Regions from separate parts of the Homo sapiens genome. Here region 1 is linked to region 2. A link is a loop called in an ENCODE intact Hi-C map of the cell type or tissue named here. Cell type or tissue: mammary epithelial cell. All regions are shown on one strand. Each heading gives the region's core, and the rest is flanking DNA. Links, peaks and the distances in the headings are about the cores only.

Region 1 (10,575 bases), core at 1,287-9,286, 180 kb before region 2:
ATACTAATGTTAGCTATTATTAGATCTACCTCCACTTTCTGTTCTTCCTTACAATACTTCTGTGTTCTTATACTTCAGCTAATTAAATTATGGCCGTTCTAATTTACAGGATTCTTTACCTGTCTAGGTACTAATTATTAGCACCTCTTCATATAATACAAGCAAGCCTGAAAAGCCTGGTTACATTTTTCAGGAAAAATCAATATCTGTATCTAAGAGAGGGAAGGGTGGGGAAAATGGAGAAGAAAAAGATATTAAGATGGGCAAGTCCTGGTGGCAAGACAAGCAGATGACATTACAGACAATGGACATCAAACTGCTGCCAAGCTAATTTAGATTGTAAAAACAGCTCCATAGTCAATAACATGAGTGATCTTAAATATGCACAATTAAGCTACTTCTCCTTTAATACTATCTCTGTTTTGCTTGGTAAACAAGCGTCAGAGGAAGATAAAGGAGCTTTTCAAAGGAGCAGGGATGCATTTCAATACTTAGGCCTTTTCTAAACACTGGAGTCTTACATAGATATAATGTGTCAGTTACCTTGTATCCTAGCAACGTCTCCTACTAAGGGAGACTATGTGATTCCAAACAGGGCCTTCCCTTAATGTTCAAACATAAGTCGTGAGGGAGCCTCACTCTGGGGAAACTTGCAATACTCAAAGAAATTTTACATGAGAAAAGTGTGTGCTACAGCACTGAGTTTCTTTCTACCCAACTAAAGGAGTGAGACAGGCAGGAGGCACTTCTTCCTCTAAAGTTTCATCTGACTTACTTGTTTTTTACCCCCGAAGCTTCAGTGTAACCATGACTCCATACAGCTGGGGCTCCGGAAGCGTCTCCTGTAGAAGGCTGATCAATCTTGAAACAGCGGATATTACTAACAAGAGAAACAGGGAGGGAACAGGAATCATTAAAACCAAATGTGTGCAAATTGCTACCTTTATCCAAGAAATAAAAAATACACCTGTTAAACACTCTGTACTTACCATTTCTTACTGCGTTTAATGTGTCTGAAATACTTATCAGCAACAAGAACCAGCTACTCGTTGTAATGAAAACTGAGGGGCATATATACAGAGCACGAAAATTAGTTTTAATGAGCATCGTAAAGCAGCTATTAGAGACTTTCACACATTCCACTTTAGATGACTGCTCTCTCCTGGGAATGACAAGGACAGCTCTCAGCCTTGGCATGAGAAAACAAAACTTAAGTAATAGGATGGGTGTATTCTTACACCATGAATACTCAGAAAGAACAACAACAAAACACCTAAGCCACAATTATACTGCATTTAGATGATGTGAGAGAATTCTGCAATATTCATCTCCAAATCCAATTTCTGTCCATATAACCCCTCCAAATATTATCATGGACTTGCAGTTCCCTGGAGCTTCCAATACTCTCCTCACGGGTATAGCCAAGTATGCTAAGACTAATATCATAAAATAAAACATATATGTAAAATTACAAAGCAAATGAAGGGTATTTAATAAATTACAAGTTAACTGTATGTATTTAAACTGGGAGATTTCTTACCTCTCCTCAGCCCTCATATGCCATAATTGATCCAACAGGACCCAAAACAGAAATACTAAAGGGACAAATTCTCAAATAGCATTTCTTAAAAATCAGCCTTGCCAGGCGCGGTGGCTCACGCCTGTAATCCCAGCACTTTGGGAGGCCAAGGCGGGCGGATCACCTGAGGTCGGGAGTTCGAGATCAGCCTGACCAACATGGAGAAACCCTGTCTCTACTAAAAATACAAAAAATTAGCTGGGCATGGTGGTGCATGCCTGTAACTCCAGCTACTCGGGAGGCTGAGACAGGAGGATCACTTGAACTCGGGAGGTGGAGGTTGCGGTGAGCCAAGATTGTGCCACTGCACTCCAGCCTGGGCAACAAGAGCGAAACTCTGTCTCAAAAAATAAATAACATAACACATAACATAACATAACATAAAAGAACATAAAATAAAATAAAATAAAATCAGCCTCTAGAAAGCATTCTGTGCCCCTAAACAGGGAGTCATTAACAGATGTAAAGTAGTCTGTTAAAAGGCTGGCTACCACAAGGTGAAATAAGTCCTCTTACTTGTAAATTGCCACTAAGTTTCCCCCTCATTATTATTTAAACAAGGGAAAAAGTATATGTATTATCTGCTGACAACTGAAGCAACACCTACATAGTTCTGGTCATGACCACAAGAATTAAAATTATCTGTTGGTACTCATTACTCCCAAATCTAACAAATACTGTATATCCTTCCTAAGAACCAGTTAAAGCTCTAAGAAGTAAATCAATATCTAACTTGTATTCCCTTTGTAACTAGAAATAACTGATGGCAATTTTTCTGAAATTTAAAAATATATGGTTAAAGAAAAGTTTCTACTCTCAATTACTAGCAAACATTTACTTTCCATCTTGTCTTGAAAAACATAAATCATAGTGTCAATAGAAAATCCCCAAATCAAGTTAATACCTTGTTTTACAATAAGGCTGGAGCTAAATCTTTTTTTCAAAGTTTTCAATTCTATAAATAAAAGAGGCATTAACAAAAAAAAGGACAGTCCTCCATTATTTGCTCTCCATATGACCTGGTACTCCATTTTATCCATCTAAAACAGTCAGCAATACAATAGGTTTCTTAAGACATATCCTAAGGCTCTTAGATACCATCCTGAAGTCTAGGGAAAAGTGAAGGCTCATTTTTAAAGGCATTTATAATTTTTACAGAACACAAAGTCTTCAGAGAAATAATTCCATTTCCTAGCCTGATTATTAAAGGAAAAAAAAAATAACTCTTAACTGCCCCCTCTCCCCAGCACACAAATAATTCTTTCTAGTGAAGCAGCAATTTCTCTTCTCTACCTAGCTGAACACAGTGTGGCTGAGCAGCTATCTGAAGTGAAATGAATGCTGACTCTTGTATATCTTTATTTTTTATTTTTTGAGACGGAGTTTCGCTCTTGCTGCCCAGGCTGGAGTACAATAGCGTAACACGGCTCACTGCAACCTCCGCCCCCAGGTTCAAGTGACTCTCCTGCCTCAGCCTCCTGAGTAGCTGGGATTGCAGGCATGCGTCACCTCGCCCGCCAATTTTTTTGTATTTAGTAGAGACGGGTTTTCATCATGTTGGTCAGGCTGGTTGCAAACTCCTGACCTCAGGTGATCTACCCACCTCGGCCTCCCAAAGTGCTGGGATTACAGGCGTGAGCCACCACACCCGGCCATCTTGTATATCTTTAAATGAGTCAGAGTTCTGTGAACCACAGCTCAATCTCACAGAAGAGTCCTCATATGCACTTAATCGGCTCACATAAAACAAACCAACCCTCTAAAAGTGCAAATAATATACGGAAAATCTTCCAAGTCATTAAGAATCCACAACCTTCCAGATGTTAAACAGAAGGTAACATTTTAAGAGTATTATGATTTTTTGCTATAGGAAACTTTGGTCTGAGTAAGTGAATATTTTAAAAAGCTTGATACGTACGACAACTGCTTTTAAGAAGAGTGTAATACCAAATTATACTCCTTCAGCAGCACCAATTTGAGGGGGGAAATGTTATTCAAATATTTTATTTTGTATTTGCTTGATATACTTATAAGTTTGAACATCTTTTCATGTAACTATTTGTACTGCATCTGTTAAATGTTAATGTCCTTGGTTTATTTTGAGTACTTTTCTTATCATATAAGAACATTTTCTAGTAAGCATATTAATGCTTTTATTTTTTGTATTTCTCTTCCTAGTTTGTCATTTGCCATTTATATCTACTCTTGAGAGTTTCTGAAATAGGAAATAGACATTTAACACTTTTATGTATAAAAAGTATATTTACGTGTAAACATATACGACATAAATATTGAAACCAATCTACATGTACTGATTTCTTTTCTTGTGACTTACTCCCTTCATTTCTTGGCCTAAAAAGTCTTTTTCTAACTTGTGAAGATATTCATATGATTTATTACTTTTAAAAATCATTTAATTTTACAGATTCAACTATTTCAGCTGGATTTTGGTGTGATATAAGAATGCAACTTTAATTTTTCTCTAAGTGGCTACTTCCATTTATTAACAAATTTTGGTGCAATTATTTTTAAATTTTATTTGTAAAAAAATGCTCAAAAATTTTTGTATCCTACGTATAAAAAATACTCAAAAGCTATCTGTTTAAAGATGATGTATTTTGATAATCCATGTTTTCTTGATCTTAAAAAGTACCTTAAAGATCACGTAGGCCATTTTTTTTCTCATCTTATAGGTGTGGACAGATGGAGGGGTTTAGGCCGAGGTTTCATACATGTGATCAACAATGGAGAGAACCTCGGTCTCTACGCCTTCCTCAGGACACTCAGGCAGTGTTTTTCAACTATGTATCAAAATTAATTTTCTCATCAAGTACTAAAATGCCAACAAATTAGGCACTAATTAGGCCAATTCTATCCAGGAATCACTTTAAGTGCTTTTCAAACTTTGGTTTGCACTACAGCCTAGGATAGTATTAACGGACCAGTCACCAAAATTCTACCGTTCTTTTCTGATTCTCTTAAGATAATGGAAGATGACTTTCGGCAACAAATATTCCAACATTGAATAAACATATATGGCATGCATAATGACTAATGTATGACAATGTTTAAAACTGCTACTGATATACCCCAAAAAATTCTGAAAATTCAGAAAAGTTTAAAGAAGAAAATAAACACTACCCATAATACTATTATCCAGAGAATAACACCACTTTAACTCTTTTTATATATCCTTTCAGGCATTTTCTAGATGTGTGTATGCATACACATGTACATATACCCAATGCACACAAATTTATAATGCAAAAATTGAATTATACTATAAAACTTCATTGTGAATTTTATTAATATTTTCACTTAATATACTGTAAAGATCTTTTGAGTTAGCAATATAGCTCTAAATAATTTTAAATGGCTTTGTAATATTCAATTGTGGAACATTATTTAATTCTTAATAGACATTTAGAGTTCCATGATGAACATTCTCATTAAGACATCTTTCCTACTGCAGACCTTTAAGGTTTTACATAGAAAACTCCAACCACTAATTCTTTTATCAATATCAAGAATGAAACAGCATCAATGACCTCTTTCCCAAACCGTGAAGATCTAACTATTGGTAGGATCTAACTACTCCGCATTCTTGGTTTTATTTAAATAACCTGGATTTCAGCGCTACACTGTTAATTTTCCCTACATCATCCATCTCTTTTAAAATCCTTCCTTAATATTTGCATTAACTGTCACAACCACGTTATCAGTGACTACTGAGATTTAAGTTACATCTTGGTTGTTCATTGCTTCCCTGCATCTTGTATATCCTGTTGTGTGTGTTAACACAGCTAACAAGTCAATGATGCTTCATATTTTGTTTCCCATTTTCACTAAGATATGAATCCCATTGCCAGTGGACAATGATGGGGATACAGTGCTTTACAGAATACTTACTTCAGTAGTTCCAGGGTTTTGTGATCAAGGACAAGGCGCGGGTTTCCAGTCAGGTCTAGCTCCTGCAGTTTGGGAGGCAGGTTTTCTGGTAATGTGACTTCACTTAGCTCATTACAGCTCAGGTCCACACACTGAAAAAAGAACAAGTGCAAACAAGAAAGAGATGGTCTAGAGAAGCTCTTCAGGGAATTCTATACTCCTACTCTTTGCATGCAAATCAGTCTGACCATTCATTATAATACACTAGACAAATGTGGAAAAGGAGGCTTATCTGTTACTTTGCCATAAACATTTAAAATAGATTTTGCTAAATGCAAAAAAAATTTTTTAATTTTCTTTGAATAACAGAAAATCCATGTTCTTTATTCTTCCTATATTTTTCACTTAATTTTATCTCCACGTTTAAAATTAAGCATTAACTAAAAAATCCTAATAGATTTTCTTATTGCTCACAAAATCTCCGTGCCATGAGAACTATAGCTCAAACATTAAAATGAACTTTAAAGGAATTTCTTAAAACAAAACAAAAAACAAAGAAGGCTGAGTACAGAGGCTCACGCTTATAATCCCAGCACTTTGGGAGGCCGAGTAGGGTGGATCACTTGAGGTCAGGGGTTTGAGACCAGCCTGGCCAACATGGTGAAACCCCATCTCTACTAAAAATACAAAAATTGGCCAGGTGGTGGCGCAAGCCTGTAATCCCAGCTATTCAAGGTGGCTGACACATGAGAATCACTTGAATACGGTAGGTGCACCGGGCACAGTGGCTCACATCTGTAAACCCAGCACTTTGGGAGGCAGAGGCAGGCGTATCACCTGAGGTCAGGAGTTCGAGATCAGCCTGGGCAACACAGTGAAACCCCCATCTCTACTAAAAATACAAAATTAGCCAGGCACATGCCTGTAATCCCAGCTACTAGAGAGGGTGAGGCAGGAGAATCGCTTGATTCTGGGAGGTGGAGGATGCAGTGAGCCGAGATCGCACCATTGCACTCCAGCCTGTGCAACAAGAGTAAATCTCCATCTCACCAAAAAAAAAAAAATAAGAATCCGGGAGGTGCAGGTTGCAGAGACCACACCACTGCATTCTGGCCTGGGCGACAGAGCAAGACCCTGTCTCAAAAAAAACAAAACAAAACAGAAAACAAACAAACAAACAAAAAACAAAGAAAAGAACATGTAAAATGAGGAAAAGGCAGGTAACACACACTCAAAATGAGAAGATATTTCAAAAGAAACTGAATAAGAAATTGGCAAAAGCAAGATGAGCAGGTAAGCCTGCCTAATCTGTGTCAAAAAAAAAAAGGGGCTGAGTCAAGTATGGATCCTACCCTCAAGGCATCAACATCTGGACTCTCCAACAGGTCCTCCCTAATTTAACTTGAAAGAAAAATCACAAAAGGGTCATGTTGGTTACAAAAAAATCAGGTTTTACCTGTAAGTAGAAATTATAGCTCCTTTCTCACAAAACTGATGTAAAGCTTAAATAAGGTGTACTGTAAAAAGAGGGGCTGCCCTTGTGTTCAGGGAGCAGGGAACCTAGGTGGAGAAGGCTCAGCATACACAAGAGAAACGGAGTGGTCAGCGCTCTAGATACAACAATGCAGAATATATATAGTATATAGTATGGGGTGGAGAGCATTCAATTATCTGGCTGAATTAGTACCTTATTGTAAGTTTCAAAAGTGCTTACAGAAACGATCAGAGGGGAATTGTTTTGTTCTCTCTTCAGTCCTTTAAAAAAAGGGAGGAGGGAGATTATACTCAAGAACTTCAGGATCTTAAAAGTGGACAAAATCTTCCTTTTATTTGGAAAAATTCTCAAAGAATTTAAATCTAGTAGGGATTGGGGAAGGGTAGAGATTGGGTAAAATGAAAACCTGTATTTTTGGGTAAATATATTTTCAATAGGCTTCAAACAACACAATGCTCTCACACAAAATGTTTCATACAGTTGCTTCCAAATAGTAGCAATGAAAAAAATTATATTGCCATTCTAAATAATCATATTTTATTATGAGAGCATTATAACCACATTATCCACAAAAAGCTGAGCAAAAAGAAAAGCTCAGAAAAATATACCCTTAAATCTACCACCCTAACACACCCAGGGTTAGCATTCTGTTTTTTTTTCCTTATAGTCTTATTCATATATATTTTTTAAAAGCCTTAAAAATCTCAAACATAGGTGCAATTTCATTACATTTCATTTACTCTTCTATCACTCTACTGCAACCATTTTCCCCATCTTCATTCCCATCTGCTATGGTCTGAATGTTTGTCCCCCAACAAATTTTCATCATATGCTGAAACTTAATCCCCAACGTGATAGTATTAAGAAGTGGGGCCTTTGGGAACAGATGAGGTCATAAGGGCTTTGCCCTCATGCATGGGATTAGTGGCCTTATAAAACAGGCCCAGTCAGCTTGTTCACTCTTTGCACCTGACAAGCATACATGGAAGGAACTATCTATGAGAAATGGGGCCTCATCAGACCAAATCTGCTGGTACCTTCATCTTGGACTTCCCAGCCTCTAGAACTGCGAGCAAGAAATTTCTGTTGTTAATAAATTATCCAGTCTAAGGCATGTTGTTATAGCAGCCTGAATGCCCTAATATACCACCACCTTTAATAGCCCCATACTAATTCTAGTAGATGTACATTAATTTACTTAACCTAAATATTGGAGAAAACAGTCATCTCTTTTTTGCTTTGTTTTGTTTTTTTCAATTATAAATAATGGTTACATCAACAGTCAACCAGAGTTTAATGAAAAACTGATACCCGATAATACTGGGTAATAATGGGACATGCTACCAACAGAGTCAGTACACATCAGCATAGCAGGACAACAAATGGGGATATACACAATCTACTGGACACTGATGGGACAGGAAATAAAGAGCTAATAAGTGTGAGTAATTTAGGATGCAAGTAGTTGACAACAAAATTCAGGGGTCAGAAAATGCCTTTGGTCAAAGATTAAAGGCATTCTGCAGAAATATTGAATTTTATGAAATTGGTAAAAATTTTTTCTACAGATATAAACTAGCTCATTCTCTAAATTATCAAATTATGAAATGAGTTCAGTAGGGTAACTAATTACTTATGAAGATAATGCTGCAGGCTGTAATGCAGACCTTCTTAGAGATGATGTTCCTGTGCCTCCCCTCTGCCCAGGACTGTTTGCTCCCCAAGGCTCCTGTGACAGAGTCTCTGATTCACTGCAGCAGGTTCCCTTCCGTCGAGCTCCACTACCCTGGACTGACCTGCATCCCATTTCCCCCGGAGGGCTCTGGCTGCACCAGAAATTTGCTTTTGGTCTTGCTTCCCTCAATGTACTCCTTGTATGCTGTCAGGATGGTTTCTCAGTGTGGTTTACTCCACCTGCTCACACTCCAGCTTCAGTCCGTCAGCCTGCTCCCAGGTGTCCTTCAACCCGACACCAAACTCCTCAGAATGTCCAACAAGGCATCCCCAACTTTGCACACTGGCTTCCTCACACTCCATGTTCCACCCATGCCAGAGTGCCTGCAGCTCATGCATGTGACATGCTTTCATCTGTCTGTGCCTTAACACATGCTTCTCTCTGTGCTTGGAACTCTTTTCTTCATGCTTTTCTTGCTTTTTATCTGGTGCAATATGCCTGATTCCTTTTAAGACTCAACTCAATGCCAACTCTACTACAACCTGTTTCAATTTGGTGTCCCTTGTTATAATTATCTGCTTACTTATTTCTTCCATGAGACTATGGCCTCCTAGAGAGCAGGGATTGCTGCTGTTTCTCCCCGGATATCCTAAGCGCAGTGCACTGGAAAGTGTAGATGTTCAACAAATGGTTTCATTAAAAGGATGAACAAATGATTGCCTGGCACATGACAATCATTTTCTCAGTGAGTTTATGAAGGACTCTTGTAAGGTGTTTCAGTAATTAAATCTGCTAGGATGGGAACTGAGATACCAGTGCTTAGGTTAAATTCAGCATAGAATAGATAGCATTTTAATGCAATTTTAATACATTTTAAATATCATAGTTTATTTCTACATAAGAATGCAACCATTTTCTTTAATGGCAGATAAGCAAAAACACCCTTTTATACTTCTGCACACAGGAAGGAGGTTCGTTCACAGAAATTATAGAAAGTTGAAAAAAAAATTACAGGATGTTGGTATCTGGTGCTGCTCTCCCAGTGTTAACACAGTGAGCAACACGCTTAGAAGCACTCTGTCATGTTCTTTCAATAGTCCTCAACAAAGGCTGACTGCTGAGGTACTCCACAAACACTTGTTGGCTGAATCATAATGGTTACCACTAAGCAAATAGAAAATATTTGAGTGAAACTGGAATAAAAAAAGACCCTTTATATTGTTAATATATGTACCTCTATGGTTAGTGTACTACAACTTTCTTAAAAATATATTCAATAGAATGTTAAATCTGGCTAAAACACGACTAAAAGAAAATTATCTTTCCCTCTTTCAGGCCCATTCTAGAATATAGCTAACAAAAATTACTTTGTTATAATCAAAATTCTGGTAAGAATGCCCAAAAAATTATGCAACCCTCAGAAAAAGTGAGATAACTCATAGCTGAGAAGGAACTCTTGATTTAGAGGAAAATCATTACAAACACATTTAGATAAGAGCATAAAAAAGTCATTATATCTTAAAGAAAAAGAAATTCAACTTGATGTATAGTTTAAGTGTAACTATCACAAAAGCTGCATGGAGCCTGTCTTTATTATGTTTTCCTCAGAACATTACCAAAGAAACAGGCATATCAATGTTCATAGCAAAGTATTATATATCATCTGCCAAATAGCTGCCTGTACTGCCCTGAAATGGCAACTTAACCTACCGGCTGCTAGATTCTGTAACACCCTACTTCCTTCCTTCCTGCAGACTATCCCCAGTCCACCACCTCCACCGTGCTCCCCAGTGGCACAGTCAGTTCCAAAAATGAGGATCCCAATCACAGTCTGGATTTCCTTGCCCTTGCAAGGTAAAAGCTGCTAGTGTATAACATATTTCCCTACTGACTTCATAAGAAGTAAATAAATGCAAGTATTCTTTCAAAAGAAAATGT
Region 2 (10,575 bases), core at 1,601-9,600:
GCAAGAACTAAAATAAAAATTCAATTCCTGCTTCTGTCATCCTCGGAATATTAAACTAGGAATTATTCTTTGCTCCCCTCAGTTCCTCCCTTCAAAACGATGCTTTAGGTCGGGCACGGTGGCTCAAGCCTCTAATCCCAGCACTTTGGGAGGCCGAGGTGGGCGGATCATCTGAGGTCAGAAGTTCGAGACCAGCCTGGCTAACATGGCGAAAACCCGTCTCTATTAAAAATACAAAAATTAGCCAGGCAGTAGCGGCACGTGCCTGTAGTCCCAGCTACTCGTGAGGCTGAGGCAGGAGAATCATTTACAGGAGGTGGAGGTTGCAGTGGGCTGAGTGTACCATATACAGATAATTGGGGTTAGCTATATTTCAAAAATTGAGAGCAATCTGTTAAGCTAAAAAGAAAAGAGAGAAAAAAAAGGCATCCTGAGTAAAACATCTTTTCTCTGGAATCTAAAATTCCAGAGAAAATTGAATTTTTTCCCTGCACTCTGGCCTGGGCGACAAAGTGAGACTCCGTCTCTAAATAAATAAATAAATGAATGAATGCATGCACGCTTTAGAGGTATTCTACACCTCCCTGCCTCTAGATAAAGTCTAAGATGGGGAAAGTATTTGCAAATTACCTTAAACATTTTATATTCTCCTTTAGCCAGCTTTTTCAATTAACTGACCAAATACTCATTCTAATTATGTTACATCAGAAATTTTATACTAAATAAACAGCACAAACCATTGCAAAAAATGAAGACAAATGTCATTACTTCTTTGGCACAACTGGTAGCTTTTAGAAGAGGCAGTTCACAGAGCAGACTGTGAACCTTTTACCAAAATCATTCTACTAAGTGTAGCTACTATTAAAAGCAAGAGCTTAGGACAGCCTTTAAGTGTAGATACAAAAAAAGTCAATGATTTTTTATTCATTTGCTTTGTAAACAGCATTCTTAAATTGCAGATGACTTTTTCTCCTTAATATTGATCAAGAAAATCAGATGTTTAAATGAAAAGTTTGTTGCAAAAAGCAAAGACAATGGGAACAGTAACTTTGAAAATAAGGCAGCGAGATTAGTAACTTACCCAAGGTCACAGAGCTAGGAAATAAAACAGCCAAGACAGTCTGATTCCATGGACTTAACTCTCAACCAAAAGTAATAATGATAGTTAAGGATCACAAAACAAAACAACAATAACAACAACAAAATGGTGATACTACAACAAGATGGTGATAATAATAAATGATAACCAACTTGATGGTTCCATTCATAAAGTTCAAGATATGGGAAGCATCAGACTCATCCGTCTGCTGGAGAGGGCTTGTAGACATAGAATAAAGATGTTTATCTTTTAAAATGCCTATTACTCCTTACACTGCAAGGAACACTTTAAAAACTGACTTTTACCTGTGAGCATTAGCCACAGACGCCTATATTAAGAAATGTAATGTCTCTCTTTTAGGAAGATGCTCTGGCATCAGTGTGCAGAAGGGACTAGAAACTGAGGGACCACACTAGAGGCTATCACTGGTTAAACTGACTACAAGAAATTAATGACAATCTTGAGTTAAGGCAGGGATAGAAAGTCAAAGAGGGTGATAAGAGATATATTTAGGAAGTAGTCATCTCCCTATGTGTATCTACCTATGATTATTACAGTTATTGATTAAGCACTTGTTGCAGGTCAGGCACTTGGCTATGGACTGAAAATATTCAAATACAATTCAGTTCAGCTTACCACTCTTCCCCCTGCATGGCCCACTCCTGCCATACCAAACGATGGCATGGTTTCCTCACCTCCAAAATTAAACCGACAGCATATTCCTTTTTTACTTAGGCCCCAAATCCAGCATGAACGGTAATGACCCGAGAAAAGAACAATGCCAAAATTTTGGCAAAACAGCACAGTGGGCAGCGGAGAAAGCCTTTGGCATTAGGAAAACTACTTTCATGTTACGCTTTTCTTGCCTGTAAGGAAACTTTTTTTCCACAAACAATTTAAGTCTATATTAATGCCATTTTCTTCTCCCCAGAAGGATGTTACTAATCTATAAACAGTACTAAAATTTACAATCTAGGTAGATCAATCTTGCCCAACACCATCTCTAATAGCCACAGCACAAAGGTAGAGAAACCAGCCTTATTTCTCTATTTCAGTCCCAAGGTACTGCTTTGAATTTGTTTTTGCTCTAACAAACAGAGCAACCGCTTCTCCCTCTATAAACAGTACTCTCTCCTTTCCTGAATGATGAACACAGCAGGAATCTTAACACTGCTTCAGATGTTACATAAATTCTCCCTGTCCTTCTGAGGATGATACAGAGAGTCTTAAATGGCTCTTTATCTACTGACTGTGACATCACTGTTGGCAGCCACGGCACTATAATTGTTTTGGGGGAGAAGCACTGAATATCTCTGAGTGATCACATGCATTCTCTATTCCCTCCCTATCAGCCAAACACTGTATTTAGTGAACAATATAAACAATACATCAATTACAGTCCTTTAAAATTGAGAGTCAAACAGAAAAACATACCAATTATCTGGTTTTCTATGTTTTATAACAACCTAATTTTGGAGCTATGATTTAATTGCCTTCGTTATAAATAAGGAGTTTTTCAAATTATTCTCCCCTCCTCTAGCATTTATGCTATATTAATCTTTTTTTCCACAAATATCTATATATCTTCTGATTTTATGACTCATTTTGCCCTGAACAGACCATGCTTCAATTTCTCAATTACGGCAACTACGTCAAAAAGGAAACCACAATTACTGAATTCAAAAAAGGATCCCCATAATCTTCTGTTGATTTAAGTGTCAGTGAAACTAGCTTGTGCTCTGTTCCAATTCACTCTCAAAAAGTTCAATTAGGACTAAATGAAATGACCAAATAGTCCAAAACGTTAACACGTACTGAAGCAGGTTATATATCTGCAAACAACATGAGGTTTTATTAGTGATAATTCTCCCATTTCTTCAGCACACAGACAAATGTGTGGCTTTAGCAGTTTCTGATTTTGCACCACTCACTTAACTGCAAGTTGGCCTTCACTGGAACAAACTTAGCCCTTAAACTTCTCTTCCTTCTGAAGATGACAGCTTATGGGTATGGCTACAAAACCTACCATGAGTTATAGTACACCAACTTCTATTACCCTCCTCAAGCCTAAAATAAGAATTCTGTCCCTGCTTTCTTTCTATTAGCCTTTGGGATGAAACTATTATAGTAGAAACTTTACATTCCTCTTTTACTCTCACTATTGACATTTGGGGCCAGATAATTCTTTCCTGAGAGGCTATCCTGTGTATTGTAGGATGTTTCACTGTCCAATGACAAATGTCAAAGTAATCCCTCTATTTGTGACAATGAAAAAGTCTCCAGATGTTGCCAAATGCTCATGAGAACCACTGCTTTAGACATACCCCACTGTCTGCCCCATGTGAAGTCTAGGAGGAGGAAAGTACAATCAGAGAATGAGAATAACTTCAAAATACTCCCCATCGTCTTGAATCTTAAAAATGCACAACCTTGGAGGCCATGAGCCTGGGTCTGGAGTTACAAGTGCTCTGAGCTGTAGCCAGCAGCTTCAGCTCTGCCTAGCCAGGTGGCAGACACTAGGCCCTTTCTTGCTGTGGCCATCTTTCTTCTCATTCTCAGGCCCTTTCTTGAATGAGAGACCAGACCAAAATTGTGAGAAGTATAAGTTCTCTAAAAGTCAACTATAAATTCCGTATTGCTTTTTTACTTCCATTATGTGGACTGTTGTGCCTACAGTCAATCATTTCACCCCATAAGAAACATGATTTAATTAGGTTAAGGCACAAGTTATTAGGCTGTATTCCAAACATAAACTGGTAGCTATTCTAAGAGAAAAAAAAAAAATGCATCAAGAAAAAAGGGCAAAAGAAAAGCTTTTCTTCAAGGCTTCAGGTGTCCCCTTAATAGTGCTATTCATGGATCAGAAAAGATACTCATTTCATGAGTGCTGCACAATAGCTTCTTGTTACAATAACCATTACAATATAGCATTTATTGAAAGGCTTGTGGGCTGGGTGTGGTGGCTCACGCCTGTAATCCCAGCACTTTGGGAGGCCAAGGCGGGCAGATCACGAGGTCAGGAGATCGGCACCATCCTGGCTAACATGGTGAAACCCCGTCTCTACTGAAAATACAAAAAAGTTAGCTAGACATGGTGGCGGGCACCTGTAGTCCCAGCTACTCAGGAGGCTGAGGCAGGTGAATGGCGTGAACCCAGGAGGCAGAGCTTGCAGTGAGCCAAGATCACGCCACTGTGCTCCAGCCTGGGCAACAGAACAAGACTCTGTCTCAAAAAAAAAAAAAAAAGAAAAAAAAAAGAAAGGCTTGTGGGGAGCAGAATCAAGACCTAGTAACTATACGTGACTCATCTTTTTTTTTTTTTTTTAAAACTCTGAAAACAAATACTTTTAACTCACTAAGTTTTAGCATGAGTACCATTGATGGGTATCATTTCTATCTTCTGGCAAGAACAGTATTTTATTGGTCCCTAAATTATTTAAAGATTCTCATAAACTCTCATCAAAGTGATTTACTTATGAGAGCTGGAAGCAACCCAAACTATGGCTAAGTGTTTAAAACATTATAAAAGTAAATAAATTAATTTTACTACAGCACAAACAGATGTCAAAAAACAGACCACTGGAAGTCAAAAAACAAATAGCGCTTTGCCCCGAAAACATCTGATCTTAATCTGTCAAAAATTACCACTGCACTGCCTTTTGCTATGCCATCTTTAACACCGCCAAGAGTCACTACCCCTTGTTATTTCTCCTTCCCTCAAATAATTTACAGGTAAGAATTTATAGGATAGGAGATTTATCCCTATCTTACCTAGGGATAGATATTAAAGTCAGTGAATAGGATAAAATCACATATTATTGAAATTATTGCTGTAAATTCCTTCATTTGTGAATTCTGTCACATATATAACACTTATAGTTAATATAAAAGATGGAGTGCATATAGCTGAATTCATGTAAATTAAATTTGTATATAATATGTCTGCACTGTACTAAGATACTTTTAAGCAAGAATATATATGGCAGAGAGAGCCCCATTATTTAGTATTGAATCCTTCACAGTAAGTCACATCTTTTTAGGTGATAATATTGTGTGGCAACCCTGAATTATTCCACCCAATTAAAAAATCCAATTGAGTTAAACTATTACATCTTGCTCCTTACACCTTAGTCTATGTCTGGTGCCTCTGTTCTCTCTCCACAACCCTTACTTGGTTCAGCAGAAGAGGCTTGCCACATGTTCACAAATACAAGCAAAAATCAGGATTAGGAGACACCTGCACAGGCAGACTCATGCCTCTTGGCAGACATCCTCCAGTTGAGCAAGAGGAGCATCAGTAAAGTGAAGAGGAAATAGGCAGCGAAGTGTTTGCGTAAATATGTAACAAAGACAAACCCCTTTGGCATCTGAAAAGCATGAAATCAAAAGTATGGCTGAAAACATATTACAATAGGACTTAGGACAACAGAGAATTCATGACCATAACAAAAAAGAATGTGAAACAATGACAAGTCACTGAACCTCCAACACTGCTACCAAGTGTTATTTGTGATGGAGGCAACTGGCACTTTCTTACAAAACTTTTATTAGTCACTAAAACAGTTTCTTAGGGGAATCTTCATTCCAATCAGCAAGACTCACAGCTAAAAATTTCTCATATGTATTCCAAGCTAATGAAAATCTGGTGAATATAGGCCCTTTTTAAGAAAATACAATAAATCAAAGTTATCTTCATGAGGCTATGTTTCTAATGAACATGCAGCATTAAAACTGGAGCTTAAAATGCAGAAGACAGTTTGACTATAAATTAAAATCACACATATTTAACATAATTAATTTGGTGGAAAAAAAAAATCATCTTATCCCAGGTGGGAGGGTAGAGATATACCTCTAATCACACTGTTTTTCACATGGAGCCAGAAAGAGGAATACAAAACCACTCCAGAACCCAGTGACTCTCACAAGTGAAGGTGAGCGTCAGAGAAACAGGCAGCAACAGGTCACCAGGGCAGGAAAGGCCTGATGTGGAGCCAGGAGCCAAAACTGAGAGCCCAGTGATAGAGCCAGGTTAGACAGGAACAAGACATAGCATTTCCAAACACGTAAGATGAAGCAGACACCTGTCTACTGTCCATGGCGAGGCCCTGGTAGGCAGGTTAGGTGAGCAACCCACATTAAGGCAAGACATGAAATGGAGAGAAAATTTGTCCAAAGCCACATCAAAGTTATAATCATTTAGACTGATGTACAAACTTTTCTAAGACCATCAATTATTGAGTATCTACGGAGCACTTTATATACCTTATCTAATTTACTTAAGCTCTCCCAAAAATCTTATGAGGCAAATATAAAATTTCAACAATTTTTAAATTAAGGAAACTAAGATTTAGAAGAGTTACATAGTTTTCCCAAACTCAAATAGTCAAATAAGTGGTAAAGCTAACCTTTGAGCCAAGGCCTTTTGGATTCCAAAGCCAGTGTTCTCAAGAATAAACCCAAATGTCTAAATGCATGCTTTTCCCATTGAAACACACAACCTGGAAGGTTAAAGTTACTGGCAGCATCCTGTTGTTAAGAGTTCCACTGGCATTGAAAACTGTGTTATGTATCACACTAACCAAGAAGCTGGAGAGGATATGAGGTATCATATAGCATGAGGGAATCCAAGGACCACAAGGTGTATTGTTGAGATGCATCAGTATACAGTAAGGAAGACTCCTTAATCAAAATGCTGCCAGCACATGCAAATAAAGAATTTGACAAACTACAGCAGAGGTTCTCCAAGCATGGTTCTTGGATCAGCAGTGATATAACCTAAGGACTTCTTACAAACCCAAGTTCTCAGGTCCCACTCCAGACCTACTGAATCAGAAACTCAGGGTGGGGAGCAGCAATCCATGTTTTAACAAATCCTAAGGTGATTCTGATGAGCACTGAACTACAGAACACGGAATGGAACATTCAGCATTCTATAAGATTTCTTAAAACTGATGCATATCTAATGTCAATGAAGAATGATATGAACCTTAAGTAAAACTGATGTGCTAAAGTAGGACACATGAGGCCAAGTCAATCATAAAATTCTCAAATGACTTCCAAAGAAGAAAAAGGTTGAGAACCTTCAAACTGTGAGAAGGCCAAATAAGTATCCTTAAGACAAAACTTTATTATCCACTTAAATAATACTGCCAATTTTTAAATCAATATGCCCAATAAATCATGTACAGTATTTCTTATTGCAGCCACTAACAAAAATGAAAACAAACAAAAACTGAAATAAACTAGACCACTTCTGAATCCTTCAGATGTTTTAATGTTCAGTTAAGTAAAACAAACTCGACTATTCCTTCTTGAAAAGCGTAATGGTAACTGGACAACTATCATATATACCACATACGCATACAACCTATAAAAATTCCCACAAGCGCAAAATGACTGGTTCTTGCCCAGAATTACATAATTATACACTGTTAAAAAAAGACTAACATTTGAGACCATTTCATTCAACTCTATTATTTTATAAATTAGGGAACTGAGGGCCAAAATATTCATGTGGACAGTTGGCTACTGGCAGAACTAAAACCAGAGGCTGGGCTTCCTGACCTCCAGCCCAGAGAGCTCTCAATCTACCAGCCTGCCTCAGCCAAGCTTTAACTCAAAAAAAACAGAACACATGGCCTGATGATACTTCAGCAAGTCCCAAAACACCTCTGGAATTAATCGAAACTTAAAACCAAAAGAAGAGTATTATTTAGCTACATTAAAGAATTGATATGATGAGAAATCATGACCCGACAAATTGAATACGAGACAGAACCCTGTAATCTGCATAGCTCCAGCCACAAAAGACAGTATCTGTTTCTACCATAATTAAATTCTGTACTACGTAATGAAAAGCTGAATCAATTACTGAGTAATTTAAACAGACAATCATATCAATTAGTACCTATTTAGTCACAAGTTGTTTCTGACTGTCAGTTACTTCAGTGAGGATGATGATACAGATGACATTCATCCCTCTGCACACTCACCAAGCACCTGCTGTGTGTCTCCATGCACTGGGATACTGCAGTAAGTAAACCATACAGCAAGGCAACCACTCTCCTGAGGATTACTGACCAACAAGAGGCAGGGTGACAAGTACCATGGAGACAGTTAAAATAGTGTAATGGAATAGGTGACTAGAGAGGAATGGAGACTGCTGAAGATTGCTCTGAGGAGGTGACATTTAATATGAAACCTGAAGAAAAAAAAAAATCTGAAGGTCTGGAAAAGAAGATTACCAACAGACGGGACCACAAATACAAAGGCCTAAGGAGATCATGCACTTTCATGCTCAGGCAGAGTAGCGGAAGCAAGGCTACCAAGGGGAGGAGGGGTAGGAGATAAGGCTGAGCATGAAGGCCTAGGAGGGCATTCAGATTTCATTCTAAGTGCAATGGGAAACCCCTGGAAGGTTTTAAATAGGAGCATGACAGGGTCTAATTACATATGAATACAACAAAATCATTACAAATTTTCAATAGCCTCTGAGTTTATTACTCCAGCCACTAACATTCCCTGAATTAACAATATACAAGCCTACGGCTAACCTTGTGGGACCAAAGAAGTCAGAAGGCTTAATTTAAAATATTTCCAAAGCATAATATGAGCAAATATGCTAAAGAATGACTCAAAATCTATACCACATCATCAAGCTATAAACATTAATCAATAAACTAACAGTTACTCCACAGACTAAATTATTCTATCTCCTGGATACTTAGCCTGTATACTACCTTAGAATAGCAGTAATAGAAGTTTTACAAGGTGTTTTTTGGAGCTCTACTTTCATTTAAAAAAACCCTCTAAAGAATAAACTTAATTTGAACACACGCTTGTATTATTTCTAAAAATATGTAATCTTACACTTAAATAGCTATGTCTCTGAGCAAAACAACAGCAAGGCCCTGATGGAATAAGCACGGTATACAATAAGTCAGAGGGAGTTCAGAATAATGAATTTATTCCTACCAAAAGAATAAATAATGAATTTACTCTTACCATTCTCCTCATCACATCTTCACTGCCGGTTCAACAGAAGCTATTTCCTAATTAAACTAAAGGCTATATTTAGTCTTCCAGATTATTCTCTTTAAGTTAGCCCCTCTAAGTATAAAATGATTTTTAAAAACAACATAGCACCCAAAATTTACTGGCTGCCCAGTCTGCCCTTCAAGTCAATGATTTCCAGCGCTGTCTTTTTAACTGCCAAGGTTCCTCAACTATTCCCTCAAAAAAAGTCTCCTGTATCACAATGGTCTAGGAGGTGCTGGGAAGAATATCAAAGGTAATACATTAAAAAGAGTTCAATCTAACAAAATAATGACAATAGAATGCAGTAAATATAATAACAGAAGTTATGGCTAAGTCCTCCAAGTTAGGGATTGATTAATTCTTTACATAGAAAACTGGCTGATTCACTCTCTCCTTGTCATATGGTATGACATGGAGATTCCAACAAGTGACATCACCTAGATTTAGGCAACTCTTGGGAAATTGACAGTTATTGAGGATTTTTCAGCAGGGTAGTAACACGAATGATTGGAGTAATTTTAAAGTAATAACCTATGACATTATGGCATTATGGAAATAGATTGGAGAAGGCAGACATGATATGCAGGACACCAATGAGAAGGGTGTTTTAATGTGAGAGACAAAAACAACGAGCACTTTAACAAAAATATTCTAAAAGAGAGTCCTTACTGGTTGGGGGAAGGGGATGAGTCCTTTCTAAAACAGAAATCTATTACAAGTGATATCCAAATATAGACAGTGACGGAAAAGGTAAAGTCAAAAATGGATCACAGACTTAAAACTACAGAGCTTCTAGAAGAAAACTCAAGAAAAATCTTTGTGACTTTACAGTAGGCAAAAAACACCTCACAAATTAGGCTTTAAAAAAATTTTAACTTCTGCTTTTCAAAACAACACCCTTTAGATAATATGTAAGAAATATATAATAAAATATATAATATAAATAAGAATATAAGAAACCACAGAATAGGATAAAATATTTTTCAATACATACATATACCTAACAAGGACTAATATCCAGCATATAAAAAGAACTTTCACAACTCAATAACAACCCAATAAGAAAAATGGGCAAAAGATCTAAACTCACATCTCATAAATGAAGATATCTGAATGGCACATGGAAAGATGCTCAAAATCATTCACCATCAAAGAAATGCAAATTTAAGCTACAATAAGATACCACTACAAGCTCATTAGAATGGCTCAAATTTAAAAGATTAACACCAAATACTGCAGAGAATGTAGAGCATTTGGAACTTTCAAACACTGCTAGTGAAAATGCAAAATGGTATAAACACTTTGGAAAATGGTTTGGCAGTTTCCTTTAAAATTAAACGAACATCTACCATTGGGTTGCTAAATATTTACCCCCCAAAAATGAAAACATGTTCACAGAAACTCTTGTAACACCAATGTTCATAACACATTGTTCATAT

What was found. Peaks named below come from ENCODE experiments on the same cell type or tissue, not always from the same donor. Only the 100,000 strongest peaks of a DNase experiment are listed, where the experiment ranks them.
Region 1: it touches region 2 in a loop (2.1-fold over the local background); 2 of 110 quality-filtered maps call a loop at or near these places.

The regions. Positions count from the first base shown.
Region 1 is chr18:62,953,673-62,964,247 of GRCh38, reverse strand. PHLPP1 (PH domain and leucine rich repeat protein phosphatase 1) reads right to left here. Exons shown (of 17, transcript NM_194449.4): 13 at 5,489-5,619; 14 at 776-880. Among named protein-coding and RNA genes, the nearest start is that of PHLPP1, 240 kb to the right of the region's middle. In mammary epithelial cell, for the core only: a CTCF peak has its summit at 6,190 (motif pointing right); no DNase peak of the experiment used is centred there.
Region 2 is chr18:62,777,000-62,787,574 of GRCh38, reverse strand. The region is part of intron 1 of PHLPP1 (PH domain and leucine rich repeat protein phosphatase 1); the gene reads right to left. Among named protein-coding and RNA genes, the nearest start is that of PHLPP1, 67 kb to the right of the region's middle. In mammary epithelial cell, for the core only: no CTCF peak of the experiment used is centred there; DNase peaks (open chromatin) are centred at 5,474 and 6,074; H3K27ac peaks cover 2,433 bases.